4 separate regions of the Homo sapiens genome follow, and regions 2, 3 and 4 are each linked to region 1. A link is a loop called in an ENCODE intact Hi-C map of the cell type or tissue named here. Cell type or tissue: B cell. All regions are shown on one strand. Each heading gives the region's core, and the rest is flanking DNA. Links, peaks and the distances in the headings are about the cores only.

Evidence for each region. A loop is a pair of places that touch in the nucleus more often than their neighbours do. Peaks named below come from ENCODE experiments on the same cell type or tissue, not always from the same donor. Only the 100,000 strongest peaks of a DNase experiment are listed, where the experiment ranks them.
Region 2: it touches region 1 in a loop (2.4-fold over the local background); 2 of 110 quality-filtered maps call a loop at or near these places.
Region 3: a loop joins it to region 1, with 2.2 times the contacts of the local background. A loop is called at or near these places in 2 of 110 quality-filtered maps.
Region 4: a loop joins it to region 1, with 2.8 times the contacts of the local background. A loop is called at or near these places in 2 of 110 quality-filtered maps.

What each region holds. Positions count from the first base shown.
Region 1 is chr5:89,269,638-89,275,047 of GRCh38, reverse strand. All of the region lies in intron 7 of MEF2C-AS1 (MEF2C antisense RNA 1), which reads right to left. Among named protein-coding and RNA genes, the nearest start is that of LINC02161, 310 kb to the left of the region's middle. RefSeq lists enhancers at 3,089-3,138, 3,169-3,308. In B cell, for the core only: no CTCF peak of the experiment used is centred there; DNase peaks (open chromatin) are centred at 3,017 and 3,357; H3K4me3 peaks cover 1,732 bases; H3K27ac peaks cover 4,914 bases.
Region 2 is chr5:89,340,654-89,346,063 of GRCh38, reverse strand. All of the region lies in intron 7 of MEF2C-AS1 (MEF2C antisense RNA 1), which reads right to left. Among named protein-coding and RNA genes, the nearest start is that of LINC02161, 240 kb to the left of the region's middle. RefSeq lists an enhancer at 3,174-3,223. In B cell, for the core only: no CTCF peak of the experiment used is centred there; DNase peaks (open chromatin) are centred at 2,173 and 3,813; H3K4me3 peaks cover 1,414 bases; H3K27ac peaks cover 3,818 bases.
Region 3 is chr5:89,394,577-89,399,986 of GRCh38, reverse strand. The region is part of intron 8 of MEF2C-AS1 (MEF2C antisense RNA 1); the gene reads right to left. Among named protein-coding and RNA genes, the nearest start is that of LINC02161, 180 kb to the left of the region's middle. In B cell, for the core only: no CTCF peak of the experiment used is centred there; DNase peaks (open chromatin) are centred at 2,716, 2,956 and 3,076; H3K4me3 peaks cover 741 bases; H3K27ac peaks cover 4,501 bases.
Region 4 is chr5:88,825,911-88,831,320 of GRCh38, reverse strand. The region is part of intron 1 of MEF2C (myocyte enhancer factor 2C); the gene reads left to right. Among named protein-coding and RNA genes, the nearest start is that of MEF2C, 55 kb to the left of the region's middle. In B cell, for the core only: CTCF peaks have their summits at 1,913 and 2,117; DNase peaks (open chromatin) are centred at 1,290, 2,030, 3,170, 4,050 and 1 weaker place; H3K4me3 peaks cover 4,672 bases; H3K27ac peaks cover 5,000 bases.

The sequences.
Region 1 (5,410 bases), core at 125-5,124:
CCACCTGAATGTGCAAGGCAATCCACTTTTCCTACTGCTTTTTCCCCTCTAAGTAAACAACCTCTTTATAAACGGAAAAATGGAGAGCAAGCCTTTCAAACAGTTGTCATAAATTAGAATAAATTGCATTAATTCAAAATGTAAAACTAGGAGAGCCAGGAGAACATGCAACATATTTTCCCCAAATAACACTGTGAACAAGCACAAGTGTATACTTTGGGCATATGTATATCTTTCCTCTGACTGACAGCCTGAAGGATCGTCTATGTGATTTTTGTGTTGCTGAGGTGAAAACAATCTTTATTTGGATTGAATAGCAGAGTAAACAGGAATGAAAAAGAGACACAAAAGTTTACAGTACAGATGGTTTTCCAATTCTTTTACAAAAATTGTCTGTCTTATCAATTAAAGGTGCATTTACCTTTTGTTCTAGTCAATTGTCATGGGTGCTTTTCAGGATTATACAACCAGAAAAATTATAGTAGATCAGTAATTATGTCCCAAGTTTAATAATGCCACACAGGTTAAATGTAGCAATGAAAGTTTATCTTGCTACCTTTTAACTGTAAAAATAAAATGATTCACCTTCTAGTGTGGCTATGTAAGTCATGAAAGAAACTGAAAACCTTAGTGATCACAAGCCAAGACAAAGAAATAAAATAAGAAAGAATTGTGTGTGTGTGTGTGTGCACATACCAATACATATGGGGGGAATGGGTAAAAGATTTTGATGATTCAAGAAAAATATTAAAAGGTATGCCAAAAGTGGTCTCCGGAGACACACAAGGATTTGATTAAACTATAATTATGCCTACCTGTAAGCGGCATACACCTGTGCACCTAAAAGCCTCCTTCCTATGATTGGAAGAAGGTTTTCCTTCCTACGTAGTCATCTGGCTCTGTCATTTGAATGAACCGCCTTAGGTAGCACAAGGAAGGGATAACATAACAATCTATCTCCTGTCAACAAGGCCCCTTCTCATTCAGGGAAACAAAAGACTACTCTAATAGAATTATCCACAACTTTACTACAGTTAATGTCAAATTCAAAATAAAACAGCATTGCCTAAAAATTTACTGAGTATTTTTTATTTAACATGATTTTGGCTATGAATCATGCTATATCTTTTAGTTTGTGTCAAATACTGCCTTTACCTCCAACATTTTCTGACCGCAGAATCCATGGCAGTTACAAGGTCTAATTTAGAAGCACATGAGGGACCCATGGACAAACATACAGGTCTAACTTCCAGGCTCGTCCTTGATACTACAGGCTCTTCTGCTTGCTTTGAAAAGACCGGTTATGGTTCTCAAGGGTGCTCTAATCTGGAACCATTCCCATGCAACAATCAATGGCATATCATCATTTCTTTCCTTTTCCAAAAGAACAGGATACACAGAAAATAATGCACACGTAGTAGAGAGTTGAAAGCCTAATGCACATAGGAAACGGACCCCTCCAAATCAGCGCATCAGGCCACCAGATATCAGTCTCGGGCAGGCGTTAGTCATCATTTTCTTAAACGAGCCATGCTCTTCTCCCAGGATTTATGCATCTTCTTCCCCCTCTACATAAAGAATTAGCTGAATAAAGTAAAAATAAGAGGACTCTGGGGCTGCAGATGGCTGACCAGCTGTTTCTGGGTGACACCCCATGAATCAGTGCCTCATCGAGCTTTAGTGCTTCCATGTTTTGGGGGCAAAATATTCTGCATTTTGGAAAACTAGTTCATGGAAAATAATACAGCAAACTAACATTTATAGAAAACCACAGTAATCTTGTAACAAATGTCCTAAATTATGTACTCAAAAGCAGATCCAATTTTATACCCAAGGTTCTCGTCTACAGAGCCTGTAGGACACTTTCTTGTTGTTGTTTATAACTGCAGCTCCTCCCAACCCCCAACTCAATTGCTTCTTTTTTTAAATGATATACCACTTTATATAATATACCACACAGAAGACAAAATTTCAGCCTGTAGAAGAGGTTCGGTCTGGGAGCAGCAGGAACATGGAATATTTAAAAGATTTTACTTCCATATCCCCTTTGGATATTTCTCTTATATATTTTCATTTAGTTTGGTGTTAAGATTAATGCTACATTTGAAAGCCTCCTAGTTTCTTTTTGAACAATACTTATTCCTCAGTGCTTAAGTGCAATGCTGGGGGTGTGGACAAAATAAAAGTAGAATGGAACTTTATATTCCAACCTCTCCCACTTTCCTTCAAAGTAGAAGTTTCTGGCAAGGCAAGAGTTTCACTGAAGCCTTTCCTGGTTGTCCTCTTCAATTTTAGATGATTGCTTGATATGAATATCTCTAACAGGGTATATTTTAATACACAGAGTAGCAGAGATGGCTTCAAATGCCTATTATCAGAAAAAAAAAAGGCATTTGTGTGATGGGGAAATAAGAAACCTCTGCAATCACTTTTATTCAATGAAAGCCATTCCTTTGGGTGGGAGAGTCAAATGCTAGTACCCACACATGCTGCCTGCATACCAGCACAAGCCGGAGGAATGCAGATTTCTGTATCTGAGAACAGCTGCTAAGTAAAATGGAACGTCCAACAGATGGCTGCATTGTCATTATTGGGGGAGGAAGAGAGGGGAGCTATTTTGGTTTTTCTGTTGAGTGTGTGTGTGTGTGTGTGTGTGTGTGTGTGTGTGCATGCACCCATGCACGTGTGTGTTTAATAGGATGTGTTCTCTCATACCTGTGTTCTCTACTACCTAGATCTCTCTGGTGCTATCAAAGACTCTTAATCACTTTGATTCTTAGAATTAGAACAGACATTGGGGATCGTTTAGTCATTTGACATTTAATGGAGAAGAAGAGAGAAGACCAAAGACACATAGCATATTGGAGCCAAGACCAGAACTCTTACATTTGGCCTGATTACATAGAAGTCCTACATTCTATTTACTTAAGGATCAGTACTGAGCGCAAATACCAAAGCTCAAGAAAAGGAAACACTACAGCAGTTGCAGTTTCATAGTCTGAAAAGTACGTGTGTGTGTGTGTGTGTGTGTGTGTGTGTGTGTGTGTTCAAGTCTTCTGATGGAGTTGCTTTGCAATTCACATGGAGGAAAGAAGTAAGCTATTTTGTAAGTTAACTTATATCTGGTCTTTATTATACATTTTATTAGATGTTTGGAACATTTTGACTTATGGTCTCCCAAATTAAATAACAAGCTATAGAATATGAAGATTCTCCTCCAGTTTCATACTTCAGAACACAAGGAGTTAAGTTTCAAGTCAAAGCTACTGAAAGCCATTCTTAAGAAGCAGACAGGAAAGTGTTGAGATCCCATCATGACCTGTCTATAAAGGTCTCCATCCCACTTCTGATGGTAGCTTTGGGTCAGTTGTACAGTCACATGGCTCACCCATTGGTTCATGTTTTTTTCCAGAAATAGAATCAATAGAGAACAGACAAACCCACAGTTGCCAGTTTGTACAGTCTTGTGGTTTCTGTCAGGGGCTACAGACTCGAGCAGGTCTACCAGATAATGAAGGCAAACTATTTCAGTTCCTGTGGGTCCAGAGTGCCTTGGCAGAGTTCTGGTTTCAAACAAATGAATAACAAATTAAAAGGTACAGTAAAATAAGGCGGTGGTTAAAATATATGAACTAAAATCAATGTAGGAGAAACGTAGTTAAAAACCCTGCATTCTCAGCAATAGCCTATGATGTATTTTGTTAATCTCTTAAAATTTATGTTAAAAGCCTTTTAACAGAAAGTCAATATATTTGGGTGGTAGAGCAAGTATATCATCCTGTACTGGTGGTTGCATTAAATACTATGCATAGGCTCCACTGTCTGTAGAAAATGAGCAGGGGTCCACCCAACGGAAGTTCCATCTCAAGGAGGTCAGACGCTTTTCCCAAAATGGACTGTGAAGCCAAGCTCAGCATTACACTCTCCTCTGCCTAGGTTCCCCACTGACGTCAACAAGAGTTCTGAAAATGAAGGGGGATCAGAATACCAGAAGCATAGCCTAATAATAGAGCAAAAACGGAGAGCAGATGGAAAATAAAGCTTCTCGAATAAAGTGTGACCTAATGTCATAAATTTGTTGGGGAAAAGAAAACAACAACAACAGCACAGCAAAAAGGTCTGTAAGCAGACTTACTGGTGTGAAAACTCTGGAATATGGCAGACTAGAAAAAACACCTAGCTACTTAGAAACCTTTCAGTAAAGGACTAAAAAGTAAACAAGAAAACATGCAAAATCAAATTTTGGATGAGTTCGAAACACCACTACTAATTGTGTGTAGGGGCAAAAAAGACACAAAAATAGAAGTAGAAAATTCTAGAAACAGGGTTTTAGCAGCTTCCTTTGCACATTATTTATGCATACACTTATTCCTTGTATCTTCAACTCACCTGGAACAATCTGCTGCCCCCACAGATGGGCAAGCTTGGAGTGACTCAGGCACAAACTTGATACATGGTGGTAAAAATGAGTTGAAAGAATGGGCCCAAAGTAAAAGATGTTAAAAAGGGTCCCAGCCACACACTAATCTCCTAGAAGGGCTCACCATTTACTCCTGCACCCTTATACCCTCGTGTGTGTGTGTGTGTGTGTGTGTGTGTGTGTGTGCGCGCGCGCGCATGCTGGCGTGCGCGCCAAAGTCTCAGTACAAACTTCCTGGGAATCTTTACTAACTGTATACATCTCAACAGAAGAGAGATTTTTAGATCTACTTAATAATTGGACTTAGAAACTTACTTTTGATATGGACAAAGAAGGTCTCAAGATGTTGAGTGAAATATAAAGAAAAATCTCAAATTCAATCCCTAAATATTTGTTTTTCTATCTGGCAATCATCAAGATGTTTTTCTATTTGATGAACACTCTGTTTTCTCAAAGAGTGGGCTGTTGGTTGGGAAAGCGGAGGAGGTGAAGTTTTAGAGTAGGGCTGCATTTTCTCTTTATTTTCATTGTTTAACCACTGATGGGATTAAGGCAGGGAAAGCTATCTTTTTTAAAATGATTTTCTTCTTTCGGTTTTTCACTCTAATGGTTCTTGGGCTTTACCTCTATCATCCCATACAAAGAAATATTGTTTCTTCAGGGTAGCCTTTCTAGGTTCTGCCTCCTCAACCTCTTTAATCTGTCTAGCCAGCATTTTTCTTTGAGTCTAATTCTTGCTCTGCCTGATCCTTTGAACTTGATATTTTAGAACCTCCCTCACACCCCGGGGAGCTCGCTCACCTCAAACTTTACCTTCATTTACCCTTTGCTCCTGACCCCGTTACTGAGAGTGAGTCTAGTTCATTCCTTGTCGAGTTTCCATGCCCGAGGCCTCCTGCCAGCACCCACCACCCCCAGGAGAAGTTATTGGGCGCTCATCTCTGCTAGGATGGTCCTCAGTCAGATAGAACACAGGGAACTATTCTAAAA
Region 2 (5,410 bases), core at 71-5,070, 71 kb before region 1:
GCAAAAAAAAATCCTGTTTTCTAATGTTTACATCATAATGTTTGTAGTACAATCTTGGTTCAACTGTTAAGTTCAGACTCACATAATTTCTCAAATAAGGGCATACCTACCTTCAATTTGTACCCTCTAAGTCAATGCCAGAGTAAAATTACTAAGATTTATATATGATTTGTTACTTCTATATAAAATCTTTTTGATATTTAATGTCCATGTGTTTATGCACACTTTTTGGCATGTTCAACCACATCCTACCTTAACATTCTATGTTCTAGTCATATAACAGTTTTGCTGTTCACCACTCTCACTGTGTGTTTTTACATAAGGTGTTCATTCAGTCTAGAATGTCTTCTTTCCAACTACCACCCTCAGTGTTACCTATCACAATTCTCATTCATTTCCCAAGACTGCTTAAACGGTCTCATTGATATTTTCTTGACCTTCCAGACAGAGTTAAGGTTTTCTTCTTAAGGGTTTTTTCAGTCCTCCCTAGTTCTCTGTGTATAGGTTTGTGTCTATAAGCTGGGTGTTGGTACAGGTTACCCTGCCATAAACAAAGCATGCAATGACATGTAAGAAAGAATACAGTAGAAAAATTAGGGGTATTTGGTATTATTACCAAATAAGGCACTGGGTATCCACAAAATCAAATTCATGAGGGAGCAGAGGGAAGAGTAGAATATAAGAAAACAGAAGTGGGATCCAGTGTTCCTAAGCAAAGATCTCTGAGGACAGTCTGCAGCCAGCTATCAGGTACAACAGGCTGGGCTCCTCATCCACACCCAGGTCCCAGGGATAGATGAAGGAGCACCTATACCTTTCAGGGTGGGGTACAAAAAGCCTACAAACCAATAGCTGGCTGATCAAAATTTTTACAAAGATCATTAATGACCAAGAACACTGGGAGCGAGGAATATTTTTTGCCTCAAACACAGAAAACTCATGACAAATTTTGACTTCTACTGAATCCTCAGCAGGCCACAAGAATAATGTTACCATTGAATTGGCTATGTAATATAGGCAGCTGATATGGGCTAGTTTGGGAACATAGGCTGATACTTTCTCTCAAAAGGAGCTTGTTTTATTTGTTGTAGTAAACTTGTTTCTCCATTTAGGCAATGAGGCCCTCAAAGGCCATGTTAAGTTCTTCTCTACATCTACTACCATGGATGGCTTATTGTAGGCACTAAAAATTGTCTTTTAATAATAAATTAACAGTTTCCTGCAAGTAGAACAGTATTCACAAAAAGCTTTCTTTAGTCCTTACACATTCATTCTTTGTTTGGAATTGTGATAAGTTTTGTTGCCATGAGAACACATTGCCAATTAAAATTTTGTTGAGAAAATAAAGATGTCACATTCAAATATCAAATAAATAGGTCACCTCAAACTCAACTAATAAGTTTTGTAGTGCATAGATAAATAATCTTTCTCTATTCTATTTTTTCATATCACAAATGATTATTTTAATATCATTTATAATTATTATCCAAATGCACAAAGTCATTTTTCACCCATGATAAGTGGAATGGACTTCCTAGACATTTCAAAGCAGTTCCCATGCCATTCAGTAGCATACAGATTCAAGGAGGTATTAACAGATGCATCACATGAAAATAAGTTAGCCATCCTGATCTCTCTCAAAGATTCTCAATGCATTTTTACATACTAAAGGCTCCAAGAAGTCTATGTGGGGAGAGATTGAATTTTAACTCACAGATCTCCAAACAGTTTATCACAACACACTTCTTTTATGACAAATTATCAGCCTTTGGAACACTGCTTTCTGAGGATAACAGTTTAAGATATTTCTTCTGAAAAATAATAGCTGTTTTCTTCTAGGAAGACATGGAAATATATATAGTGAAATTATAATAGACTTTGGAATTAGAAGCTATAGGTTCAAATCACCCAAACTTGTTGTGACTCTGTCATCCTGGAAAAGTTCTTTAACTTCTCTGAAGATTATAAAGACTGTCTCACAGGTATAAACTGCTCAATAAATACTGGTTTTATTTTTCTCACTTTACAACACCTCCCATATTCTGATAATGGACCAAGTACCGGGCTGTGGGCCCAGCTGGGGGTTAACATCCTTTAAACAAGTGGTGAGCCTAGCTTGTAGCACCTGTTCTTCTCGTGAGCCAGGTGGGGCATAGTGATATTGAGACTAGCAAAAGATAAGTGGGGAAGTGGTTATTCCACCCACACATTCTCACATGTTGCAAAATGCAGCTGGTGATTATTCTCTCAAGAGGAGTCTACTAGCATGAATGCCAATGAAAATAAGTCCTTGGGTCCTGTTTGGCACGTGTGCCTTAATTACTGACCCCCTACTCTAGGGAGGTCAACAAGAAAGAAGGTCTCTTCTTTTCTTTGCAACGGTATGAAAATGAAACAATCATAAAATCTGGCAGGAGAGTTAAGGTTAATAATTTTCAAAGAGAGTACTTGGAGGTTTCTTTACACTATAAGCACTATATAATCAAAAGTTTTCTTTTTCTGTATTAAACTATTCAATGTTAGTTATAGATCAAAATATTAAGTGTGTATTAAAACTTTTGCATTTTATAAAGTCATGAATAGATATGTTTTCCACAAATTTTAAACAGATGAAGCTTTAACCTAAGAACCTTTTTTATTAGTTTCTTCATTTTAGTTTATCCTAAGAAACGAATAACTAGTAGAGCACCGACAAACATTTTGGTGAAAGGGGTATCCCTGATTAAAATAGAGCTTCAGCTCTCTATGGACACATTGTTCACCCTCTCCCTATCTCACCCCCACCCTACCTACACTCCATCCCAACCCATGGCAAACTATAAGCCAAAACACATACCATGTAAGCTGTTTCTCCTTTAGAACAAACTTCCTTGGTCAGATTTCCTCACAAATTGGTTATATCTTCAGAAGAATTACAGCAAATTGAGGAATACAAATTGAAACCCACAAAAGACTGAAAATTAAATGTTTAAAAATAAAACTACATTTTTTTTCTTGGAAATCTAGAGGAATGTCACAAGATTCAGAACTCACATATTTCTAGGGACTAATTCTGTGGTTGAACCTAATGTCAGCTATATTATGGTTGGTTGGGTGACTCCAGGAGGAATGAACACCTGAGTCAGGAAGATGCCCAGCAAACTCTACAAATGAAAGGCAACACAGCAGCATCATGCATTCTTTTTTTCTCTTTCTCTTTTTTGTAATAAGAATGTGAAGTAGTTCCAGATGGTGTGCAAGTGGCCAGACTCAAACAAGTTACTAAGCTTGTTGGCATGAAAGAAGCTGCTTAGTGGTGACATACAAGTACAGAATCCCCACAGTCCTGCTTCCTGGTGAAACTGGAGAAAACAAACCAACAATAGAGAAATGAGTACTGTAATTTATCTTGGAGGCCAGTTAGGTTGTTTATCCCAAACTACATTTTGATTCCAGTTACAGTTTAATTATGAGTATTTGTTCTCTAACAGAGACTAAACAAAGGGTAACTATTTTCTTTTATCTTTTTCTTTGTTATGAAAATTTCAGTTTCATGTTTGCCTATCCTCTCTCTTTAAATAGTATCTTATACTATGTGAATGCATTCAGCCCAATTTCTTCCCATTTGCATGAAGTTTCTAAAATAAACAATAAGATCAGAAGTTTTTACGTATAAGAAATGCATGACTTAATAATGCCTTATGTATTTCTGTAAGCTTTTATTGCATCTATTTAACAAGTCCCTTTGGTTATAAAGGAGACACTACCATGTATCTCTGCCATCAAACTATTGACATAAAGTTTCAGACTCGGGGAAACCCACCAAGTCAAGTTACCCACTCCAGTAGCTACTGTCAAGATGTTTTTGGTTTTGACCATGAAATGGGAAGTTATAAATATATGAAAGGCATGTGGGTGATGTTCATTCTCTTCTGTGTGCCTCATACAGCTCTTCTCCCAGGGCAGCAGTAGCTGGGATTTGTCTTCTTGGTTTCAGATCACATATGCTCTTTACAAAAGATATTCAGTATTTGCTTTTGCAACTGTTCAAAAGTTACTTTAAGTGCATAATTTTTATCAATTATATTGCCAGGAGGTTTTTTCCTTCTATCTAAAACACCCTGCACTATGCTCGCTGCTACTTTTTATGGTGGGAAATTATGTTTTCCCTCTGTAGCTGTAGATGGACTCCCTGAAACTTGCTAAACCATCTCTGGGTTCTGTCTAAATTGTATTGATAAGGAGTGTTTGTAACACCTCTATTTTTGCAGAAAAAGATACTTCCAGATTGGGTTGGAGCAGAAAACAAATCCTATATTGCTAAAATTAATAATAATACTGGATTAATTTAAAGTGTTTAAATAAGAAACAAACTTTCACTATAATGGTCCCCAAATTTTTATATTTAATTCATATTTACTACCATGAGAGTAATACATTTTAATTGTTTTCATCTAACTTTTGCATTATTGATCAGTTTTTTTAAATGAACTTTCCTTTATCTACATTTTGGACCAATTCATTGTTTTTTGACCGTTCTCCTAAAAGATCTTGTTTTCATTTCAGTCTGTGTTTTAGTTGGTCTAGCTTTTTATTTTCTCATGAACCTTTTCTATTTCAGTTCAGATCAACTAGGATTGCCACATAGTTTTAACAAAAGCTATCAGGGACAGACAGTTGTAAAAAAAATTGAACAAAAAAGAAATTAGCAGAATATTAGTTTATCAGTGATAATCCACATGTCCTTCTACATGTAACAGTAAATGTACATTGTATTAAGTTGATGTTGTTTTTCAAAAATCCATCTTTGGTCTTTGAACAATTAAAGGTATTTTAAAACTTTTACTCAATGTTCAATTCTTACTGATCCAACTTCAAACTTTTCTGTCCATAGTCCATATGTTTTACACTATACCACAAATTGTTAAGCAAGAGGGGTTGAGGTCATTCACTTTTGAAAAAAATAAAATAATAAAATCAATCTCAATTTTGTTATTTACAACCTGTAAGATGTTCAAGTCACTTAAATATCTAAGTATCAGTTTTCCAACATTAAAATAGAAATAATAATATTTATCTTATAGGTTTATCATGAGAACTACAAAATGCAAATTTATAAACATATAATTTATAAATTAGATATATGGAGAAAATAAGCAGATCATGATAATTTTGGTTTTTAAAATATTTTTATTTCCATGCAATAATTTGACACAGAAATTGAATGAAAATATTTAATACATTGAAGTTTTTTAGACAGGAGATAGTCTACTGAAAATGGTTTGTAAATTAGCAAAAGTTATTATCTTTGCAAGAAAGTGAACATCAAACTTAGGCACTGACTTCTTGAAAAAATGTTACTTAAAGGGTCTTTTTGTTCCATGGTGACAGCTATAAGATTTTAATATAAATATTGAAAGAAGGAGTTGTC
Region 3 (5,410 bases), core at 192-5,191, 120 kb before region 1:
TCAACATGAAAGTCCATGCAGTTTGTTCAAGATATTTTGACAGATTCTATGTTATCTCCTGATGTTATGATTTGTAATGTTTATAAGCATCATCTTATGACCTGATTGAAATAAATGAGAGCAAAGTAAAGAGATAAAAAAATCTAATTCAGGATAGAGCTGTAAAAACAAAAGATTAGAATAAGGTCCTTTCTGTCACTGAGATAAATTGTTATACCCTTTTATGTTTTACATCATGGACTTCTAACACATTCACAACTTGTATGTGTCATATGGGCATGAGCTATTTCTCATCCTCCCACTCATACTTCCTTCCTAATAGCAAGTTGTTCCAAAATATCTTGTCAGCAAGCGTTTGCTGCTGCTTGAAGACAAACTTGATTCTGAAACCCTTTGCTCTTTGTGAAAGAAAGAAAAATAATCTTGTTTTATTTCCAGTGTTAGAATATAAATCAGTATCATAGCTAATTTCAGAATTTTATGAGTGTTTAAATTAAATACATATAAAACACAATGCCTATTCTTGAAAAGATTTAAAGTATAGAATAGATGTTATATACATATAAAATACGTCAAGTTTTGGTTTTCTTGATTTTTCTATATCCTTTTTTCTTAAAATCTATGTATGTATTCCTACTGAAGCAAAAAATATTAAGAATTATAATTTTTTTCACCAAACTTTTGAGAAAAATTTCAATTAATATAGTTAATATAGCCACATGTATTTAAATAATAGATTGATTAAAAGGAAAATAAAAGAAATTTACCAATTCCAGTCCCAACAGCCTTGAAAATTACAAAAAAGCTTGTGATAAAACTTCAGCCTAGAAACTGCACATTTCTTATCCTGGCCACTGTGTAGGCTTCAGATAAATCCATAACCCTCAAACTTCTGAAGTAGAGACAACATCACTCCCAAGTCAGCACTCACTGTCTACAGTTGAAGTTTGACCCCAGTGTCTAGCTCAGAAACATGACCAAGAAGTAAGTGGTGGGGCTAGAACCAAAAAACCTCCACCATAGTGCTGACTGACTCCCATAGTCTACAATTGTAATACTGGAACTGGAAGTTCCAATACAAGGGCATCAACTAACTGGGAATAGGACAACTTTTTGTGGTATTTATAAAATATCTCTGGTCCACAAAGAAATGGTAATCAGGGGGCAGAAAAGATATTCATTTATTCATGCATTTGTATATACACACATGTTCATGACCTCAATATAATGTTGCATTCTTGGTGAAAATGTAAAGTGGTAAAACCATTATGGAAAATAGCATGAAAATTCCTCAAAAAACTAAAAATAGAGAGACTTTATAATCCAACAATCCCACTTCTGCATACATATCCAAAAAAATGAAATCAGGATCTCAAAGAGATACTGTAATTCCATGTTTAGTGCAGCATTTTTCATAAAACCAAGATATGGAAACAACTCTCATGTCTATAAACAAATGAATGCATAAAGTAAAATGTGGAATATATATTCAATGGAATATTGTTTGGCCTTACAAAAACAAAAGGAAATCTTAACATTTGCAACAACATGGATAAACCTGGAAGATACTAAGCTAATTAAAATAAGTCAGTGTCATAAACACAAATACTCTACTATTCTACTTATATGAGATATCTAAAATAGTCCAACACATGGAGAACAGAATAGTGGTTTCTAAGGGACTTGGAGGAACAGAAATGGGGAATTGTTGGTCAATGGTTATAAAATTTCAGTTATGAAAGGCAAATATGTTCTATAGGTCTGCTGTACAACGTAGTGCCTATAGTTAACAACAGGATATGATACACTTAAAAATTTGTTACAAAGGTGGATTTCATATTAAATGTTCTTACAACAAAAGGAGTGGGATGCATAAGGAAACTTGGAAGTGTTGAATATGTTTATTATCTTGATTGCAGTGATAGTATCACAGGTACATAAATATGTCCCAACTCATCAAACATGCATTAGGCATATGCAATTCCTTTGTATAAAAATTAGACTTTTCTTTTTTTAAAAAAAAAAAAGACCAGGGAGATTGAAATAGTGGCATTACAGAAATGTAATGGTGAGGTACTTAAAGTAGAAAGGACTAAAGAAACCATGTTCGGGTATAAGCATTTCATAGTTAGATAAAAAGCAAAAATAAATAAACTTTCATAGTTCTTGTATTGAGTAATATGTTCAACATTTCAGATATTTACCTCATCACTGAGCTTCAGTTCTTCCTTGAAGTTAACTCCATTATTAACCTTCAACAATTTCTTAAGGCTTGAACTAATTCTGACACTCATTATGTCTTTGATCTCCACCCCATCTCTGAGATTTAATTCTTAGGCTCTGTCCCATTCATCGCATTTGCCTTATCCCACTCCCAAATGACCACTAGCTAAAATTTCACTCTTACTCCAAGGAGAAGGTAAATGTTAGGTACAGAGCAAACTGTGGTATTAGAGGTTGGAAGTGAATGTCAGCAACAAGCTCATACCTGGAGATGAGGTAAAATAATAACAAAGGAGATAAAGGTTACACACATCAATTTTTGTAAAAACAATCATGTTTATATTATAAACTTAATTTATTTTAGAAATATAGAGCATATATAGGCATAGATGTATTTACAGATCCAAATCAGGAAGTATGTCATTCATGGGAATCTAGAGGGTGATTCATAACATTACACATATCTGGCTATTGGGTCTCTGGGGCATAGGTGGCAAGTGAAACCATAAGGCAAATGAGGAACATAAGAGACTCAGAAATGGAGGGAAGAGTATAGAATTGTCAATAAGAAGAAAAAAGGTGCACTGTCTAGTCCTCTTTTCCTATAAGTTTAGTGAAGAGTTGTGAAGAAAATGATTAAATCAAGACATAGAACGAAGTTCCTATAAAGGCATATTAATTGAAAAGTGTTTGATGGCATAGAAAAATGAATTCACAAGATCAGGGGAAAGGGTGAGAGCAAAGGAGCAGTCAAGACTGAAGTGTGTCTAAGGAATTAGAAGTAGTTGGATTGAAATTCACATGTCAGAGAGTAAAGTACAGAACATTTGACTTTCACTTTTGATAGTCACTGGAATAAAACATTGATGGATGCTGGAGTTGGGAAATAAACTAGAAGGCCATGGTAAAACAGGAACAGGATATGCAGACTTTGCTGTTGACAGAATTTGCAGCTTTTTGAAACCACAAAGGCCTGACTGGGGACTGGGATGTTGCTGTGATCTTGTAAACATGCTTCCTCTGCTTGGTTCTGTTGCTGATAACAGCTTCACGTTAGAAAACCGGGTTTTGGAGGACTGTCCCTCAGCACATTTACCTTCTACATGCTCAGCTCTTCAATGAAAACAGAGCATGTTAGGTAAAAGAGGCCCCAGTCCTCCTTCTTCCAGGAATTATGTTGAAGTTACTAGGCAATGTGAAGCTACATAAATTGGCAGTTTATTGGTGAAGTGATGATTTGCAAACTACAGCTTTATATAAAGTTGTAGAAACCAGGGCCTAAAATTATCAGGATAATATTGCACAACTGCTGACTCAAGAAAGCCTCAACTGTTTCCTTCCACTAAATAGAAAAGGCAGCATCTAGTTTTCATCCTTAAACCAAAACACACATTGTAGGAATGCCTTCTATCCTGATAATTTCACTCCTGTTTTGTGTTAGAACTTCACATATGGTATGATCTACAGTACTAGATAGGAAGGGGAGAAGCTTCACATCCCTAAGTCACTAAATTATCTAATCACTACATGTTGCAGTGACATCAGTAATGGGATGGTCCCCATAGCCCTTTGAGAGTTAACATGATCAGATTTGCCTGTTAAAAGATGATTTTCACACTATATGGAGGGTGGATTGGTAGGGTCTGTGGGAAGAGCAGATGAGATAAATCAGGAAACCACTGTCAAAATCTAGTGAGAACTGATGGTCTATAAGGAGAAAGAATATGTTTAGGGGGATTAAAGTTTGATGACTAATAGGATATGGGAGAAGGAATTAAGTAGAGAGAGGAAGGTAACTGGGATGAAAGCAAGATTTCTGGTTTGGGTGAAGGTGTCCTTTCTGAGATAGAGAACATAAGAAAGTGAGTGTGTATGACAGAAAAACTCTGGTATTCACTTTGGGGAATGTTGATTTTGGATATTCAACTTTAGACATGTTGAAGATTTCCAGCAGGCAGAAAGATATATAGTTTTGAAGATACATATATGTAACAGCTCAGTGTGTACATAGTTGGTGAGGTGGTAGATCACCCAGGGAAAAGATAGAGAAGAGACCCAGAAAACATACTTTAATTTTAACCTATTTGAAATTCAAAACTTTAGTTAAACAAGGAGCCATAGACTAAGGATTATTTTTTACTTTTATACATAAAACCTTATTTGCCAAAAAAAAGCATTATATGAAAATGATTGGCACTTAATGGATTAGATCCCTTATAGTTGTTTGTGCTTTTAAATGCACTTACCAAAGAAAGAGGAGCAATATAACCCTGGGTGTATATGTGTGTGTGCATATGCAAGCCAGAGAGTGCAACAACAAAACATACTGTATACATATGGGTATTTGTATAGATAAATTTTTTTTGAATAAATGCATATAAGGAAACACTAAAAATTTGTTCTTAAGGGCTAAGAGGAACAGTAGTTTTGGGGGGATGAGGAAGGAAATGTTTGTTAAGTGGGGATGATTACTTTGCTTATAGTTCTGCTTCCAGTCAGTGTGAAGTTAAACTTAAAAGCCACCCAAGGAATCCCTATTTAACTAATATAGAGGTTAGAGAGCATGCTTGTCCAGAGAAAGATCTCACCAGCAAATAACCCTTACATAATTTAATTGCAAATTATAGTTCATATTCATATTTATATGTGTGCTTTCATGTGTATGTGTGTATGCACACACATTTTACATGCACACACAAATATACACACAATTTTTTAGCTGGTGGAATGAAAATAATTTACAAGAGCTTAATGATTATAGTGAAACACTTAAACAACAATAATCAAAAACTAAAATGAATTATGGTAAAACAACTTAAAATTTGGTGTGTTTCTCCAGCAATGAGTTTTCAAAAATTTGATTAATTATGCATGATATGTTTAATGCATCCATTCTTGAAAAATTTGATAATAGCATTAAAAAGGACATTGAAAAAACTGACATTTCCTGTTCTCTATATTTGTATCTGTAGTACTTATATATTAATGATATTTACACTAAATTTCTAAATAAGTATAGTTATTTTTACATCCTTTTCCTAAGCCCAGATCATTTATTGAATTTTATGCTTAAGGTTGCCTAAAAACTATTTATAGTTCTTTAAAAAGTTGACTTTTCTAGTGCCAACAAATTGAGTATTTAAATAATGTAAGTGATTTAGGGGTCCTGTAAATGGCACCCATTTTT
Region 4 (5,410 bases), core at 112-5,111, 440 kb after region 1:
AATACTCAAGACAACTCAGGTGTCTTAAAATGTACTCTTATTGTTTTATTTACACATTTCGACAGACTAAAATGTGTTTTTCCATGTGCTGTGCACACATGTGCACACATGCACAAATGTATCAGTAAGACTGAAATATGTGTTCAACACTTATAGGCATATGAGAAAAATATTTTTAGAGTATTTCCATTTTAATCGTGAAATATGATATATTAAAGATGAAGAATATAACGAACATAATTTTTTTCTAACAGGGTCATGAGATGCCTGGGAATTTAGATGTTTTTATCATAATAGCATGAAAATCTATAATAGCAACATCTCCAACTTCTAGCCTAGCTTGCTTTACAGACTATTTTGTTTGACTGAGGTTGATGTTGTATAGTGCTTAACTTGCTTTGTTCAATAACAGCAACAAAAATCCAGCTGCATGTGCTTACTGAGAGGTTAGAGCTGGGGAACAGAACACAATCTGATGTTAAATTGTAGCTCTTGCTTTGTCATAAGACAGTGCAGGCTTTACCTTTGTGGTGAGCCCTACCACATCACTCAGAGGCCTTTGAAAGAAAACATGGTGGCTGCACTGTTGTGAAAAATTAGAAAAACAAAGACATGATAGAACCCTGAATTAATTACCTAATATGATGTGGAAAGACTAAAAGCTGTGGTAGGGTTGGATAGCACAAGGTTCTTCACATATTTAGACCATTTGGAGTTTATTTTGGCATGGGAATAGAGAATGCTATTTTAGCTGCAGTGTGAAAAAAGTGTCCAAGACAAAATAGACCATGGATAACTATGACAGGGAGACTGTGCTTCCCTCACAGTTATTAAATTGTTTATAATGCAATACAATTGTATAAAGGTATGTGTCTCCTAAATTCTGGAACTGTGTAAATAAAATGATGTATGTCAGGGATAATGGCAGGTTAGGCCCACTTATTAAATTAATTGCAGGGGTTAAGAAAACGAGTTCCTTTTTAGCCTTATTATATTTCTGACATACATTTCATCTCTTTTTGTCCTTGGGGAAAGATATTAAAGTAGGACTAGAAGCATTAATGTAGAGTTTTCAGCAGCCGTGGTCATGGGGAAAATTGATGTATTTCCCTAGTTATTTCCACTTTTGCAGCCTGAAGCTCTTCCGTAGCTGATATGTAAGAGAAACTTCTTAATTTTTTTAACACTGTAAATTTATTCTTCATTTGGTGATTATTGTTACAGGATAAATGAGGCATTATCTGTCAGAATTGCTAATCATTAGCTTTGGAAAGTGAGATCTTCATGGTAAATGTAAGGACTACACTATTCACTTGATAGCATTACTATATGATAGGACTTTCACTTTATGCCTTCAAACGGAAGCAATCATACGAGCAGCAGGCCATGTTCCCAGTACTACTGTGTACCCAGGATTCACATATAGTACCACATGTTATGATCATAACCATCCTACAAATGAAGATTTTTTTCCCAGTTATGGGTAGGGCAAGGAAACAACAGTTCCAAGGGATTAAATAATCAGTCTGGAGTCACACAGCGTCCAAGTACCAAGCTAGAATTCTAACCCTGTTTTTTCTGACCCCAAAATCCATTTAACTTCCAATTCTCAGTATCAATTATTCTAATTCCACATAGGAGATGCTATGTAAATATGGCGAAGTATTAAGTGAGGTTATCAATCTGCTTCTGTGTAAGCAAAAATAGTAAAATATTTTTAGTAGTAGTCAGTAAAAGTAGAAGCTGAAGAAAAGAAAATACGTCAGTTGAGAGATACACATCTTAACTGATTGTCAGTCAACGAATAGTCATTAGCTCTTTCTATATGTTTGACACTAGGGTATATATTGTGGATAAAACGGTGAAACAAACAAATAAAACAGATGTTGAGGAAGACAAGCAAACATACAGTTTCAATTGCTGCGAGTGCTGCAAAGGAGAAGGACTCAGTGCTTAGATCTTATGAGAGGGAAATTCGATGTCATCAGGAGGGCGTGGAGTACTTCCTGAGGAGGTGAAACTGAAGCTGAGACAGAAGGGAGGAGAAGTCAAGGAGGTACAAAAGGAAAGGAGGAACATCCAGGCAGAAAGAATTGCCTAGTACACAAAGGCCTAGTGGCAGGAAGGAGCATGGCAGATGTGAGGAAATGGAAAAGATGGTCAACATTATTTGTATATGTGGTACTATGTTACTGAGACTTGAAGATGGTTTGAAATTCATATTGATACTAAATTGGAATAAATTAGGAAAATAAATTGGCATATGGCATGATGGTATTTATCTAGTGGAAAAGAATAGCTGTTCTTTTATTACCCTTAGAAGAGTGAGTCTTGGGTATGTGATTTGGAAATAAACTCAGAATGCACTCATAGCTAAGGTAATGGTATATTTATAAAATACATGGTAAGCTTAGAGAGAAATGGAGCAACTTTCAAGGCCAAAGAAATCCTCCTCAACTCAAGACATCACGCAGTCGAGCATCAATAGGAGTAGTAATTTGGTTATACCTTTTGAAGTTCAGAATAGCTCCTAATGGAAAAAAAGTAAAAGTTCTGCCTGTTCCTTTTAACCAAAATATAATTGCATGCTTCATACATTTTATCAAACAAATCACAAAATAGAAACCTAAATGTAACTAGATGTAACATATTGAGCAAAGTTTTCCACTTAAAAAGATAATGAATCATTTAATTATTTGATTTAGCAATACTAGGTTTGCAGCAACTGGGCTTATGATCATTTTTGCCCCTTACGATGTATCCAGCTTGTATTTATTTAACAGTATTATTTAGTGTTGTGTGATAGAGTGTGCTCAGTTTTCAGCTTTGAGTTTTTACAAAACATTATTTGAGGATACTAGTGTTAGTGAAAATGTAAGTCAATCAAAAAGATCTGCTAATATGAATCAAAGAAAACCGGAATTTTTTTTTGAAAATTGACATCACATATTTCAATGTTTTACCATTATTCATAGGCTGTTTTTATTTAAGTGACTGCATTGTACTTATTGCAGAAAAATACATGCTTTGCAAAGATAAGTTTAGCAGAAGAGAATTAATTTCTTCCCACATCTTTTAATGTGGCATGGCAGTTTCACTCTAAGATCAAAACACATAACTGAAGGTTATGTTTAACTTCTAAATCAAAGTGTTGTGGGAAGATGATTGAAATCTGATGATGACTCAGATACGCTTGATATGTGGTTTTCTTCCTACAGAAACCTTATGTAGAATGCCATTTCCATGTTAGAAAGAACCTAATAGTGAGGAGATTAAATAGTTTCACTATAGATGCAGAGTTTGTGTTATTCACTTTGGTTCCTAGTTTGAATTTTTTTAAAGAACCTCGAGAAACTCAATAACCATAAGAATCTTTTCCCCCTCAGTATATCTTTTTTTTTTTTTTAATGTGGGAGCAAACAAATGATTAGCATATTTTACCAGCATGCATTGATTTTTTTTTTGCCGGTTTTCATAATTCTTTTTTTTAACCAAAAGTTTTAATGTATCTATTTTGGTTCTTTGCTTGCATATTTTTCATTTGCCTCAAAGGGTAAATTCCAATTATATGACTGCATTAACTGTGTACGATGACTTTTGTAAGGCCTGGTAAACAATAACTGAGATATATCTGCTATTTCAATGAAGTCAATGTGTTTGTTTTCTTATTTTCATTTCTTAAAGCAATCATAATAAAACACTAACCTAGAGCTGACATGAATTTTTCTCAGGTGTTTTAAAGATGGAAATTAAAAATCACGCTCCCGGTCTGAATTGTCCTCATTGTCCCTTATCTGAACCTCTCCAAGGCCTCTGTGTGTGGGGTGTGCAGCACAGCACACTCAGACGGTTCTGCTCAGAGAAGGAAGTGGAGAGTTTTGGTTCCCATTTTACACTTCTGGAACAGTTTAGGGAAGGAAGCACCTTTACACCTTTTATTGTTCGTGGTTGCTGACATCATATCCTTCCCTGACCAGTCTGTGTGCGTGTTTCCTGCCATTCTGTCAAAATTCTTCTGTGCTACTGGGAGAGATTTGTAGGAGGGAAGGAGGGAGGAAGAGGGCAAGAAAGAGTGAGGGAGGGAGGAGGGAAATGGAGGGGGGAGGTATGTGTCACTCAAGGGAACTTGTTTGTAAATGAGATAGCCCAGTGGGAGAATGATCTTTAGCATCTGTCCAGAAGAAATTCTTCTCGACTTGGGTCTCAAACCACTTTGCCTTCATCTGCCTGCTTATGCCAAACTCAAAATGAGCAGAAGCCTGCCATAATGAAGTTCCCCTTTTTAGTAAGCAGCCTCATTTTAGTTTTCTTTTATCTGGGTTGGCATTTTTTCTTTAGAAAAAAAAAATGCAGAAGACTGTAATTCTATAGAGTGTAACTATAGTAGAGCAGTTCTTCATCTTTTTTTTTTTAAATTAGTGATTATTTATATGTAGCTCTGTCATTTTCTAAGAATGCTTCTTTCCTGTGGAAAAAAAGTAGTGGCAAGGCTGTTGGAATTATTTTAAGCTTATGGTTGATTGTACGTAATGAAAGTTCTCAGCATAACTTGAAATTTTACTACATGTAGGCTAGCTGTTATATTCCTTTTTCATATACACACAAAACAGTTTTACAGATTACTAAAGTTAAATAATCTCTTTCTTCGCCTCTCTAGGCCTCCTACAAATTGATACTTGAAACTGACCTTTTAATATAGTTTTTGCATAAAAATTAGGTTAGAGAAAATGTTGTGCTAAGAAAACAATGCGTGAGCTATTGTTGACCTTCCTAATTCTTTAAATTTTTAGTGACAGCCTTGAAATGTGGTGACCCATAATCAAATGTTCTAAACCACGTTTCATGATAGACTTTACTTCATGACCAGTTACTTAGTGTCATCATCACCACATATTACTCTGCACGTGTACTTCATACTAAATTTTGGATTTTAGAAATGTTCTGAAGGCAATACCTCAAGAAATATTTATACAGAAAACAAAAGTTTAGTTCTATTGAAATTTAAACTTGCTTCTCTCTACATTGCTTTGCATATTTCAAAAAAGAAAATATATTCAATGGCATTTTTATCAACCACTTATATATACATAGATACATACACACATTCTCTTTGGCAAAATTTTTTTCCAGCATGTTTTAAGAAATTTTTTTTTAAGTCCTTGCTCTGCTCTTTTTAAAAATGGTCTCATTCAAAGTTGTGAAATATGGGGTGATGATATGGAGGAACTCTCCTAAGTTTGGTTCATCAGGAACTCTCTCTGTCTTTCTGAGACTTTTCTCCAAGGATGTTTTGCTGCTTGTTTGGTTATTTGTATTTTGAAATCAGGATCTGTAGATGTTCTTGTCTCTTCTGCCTTATCACCACACTCTAATCTGCTCACCCTGACCTTCCACCTTGAAGTGAATAAGC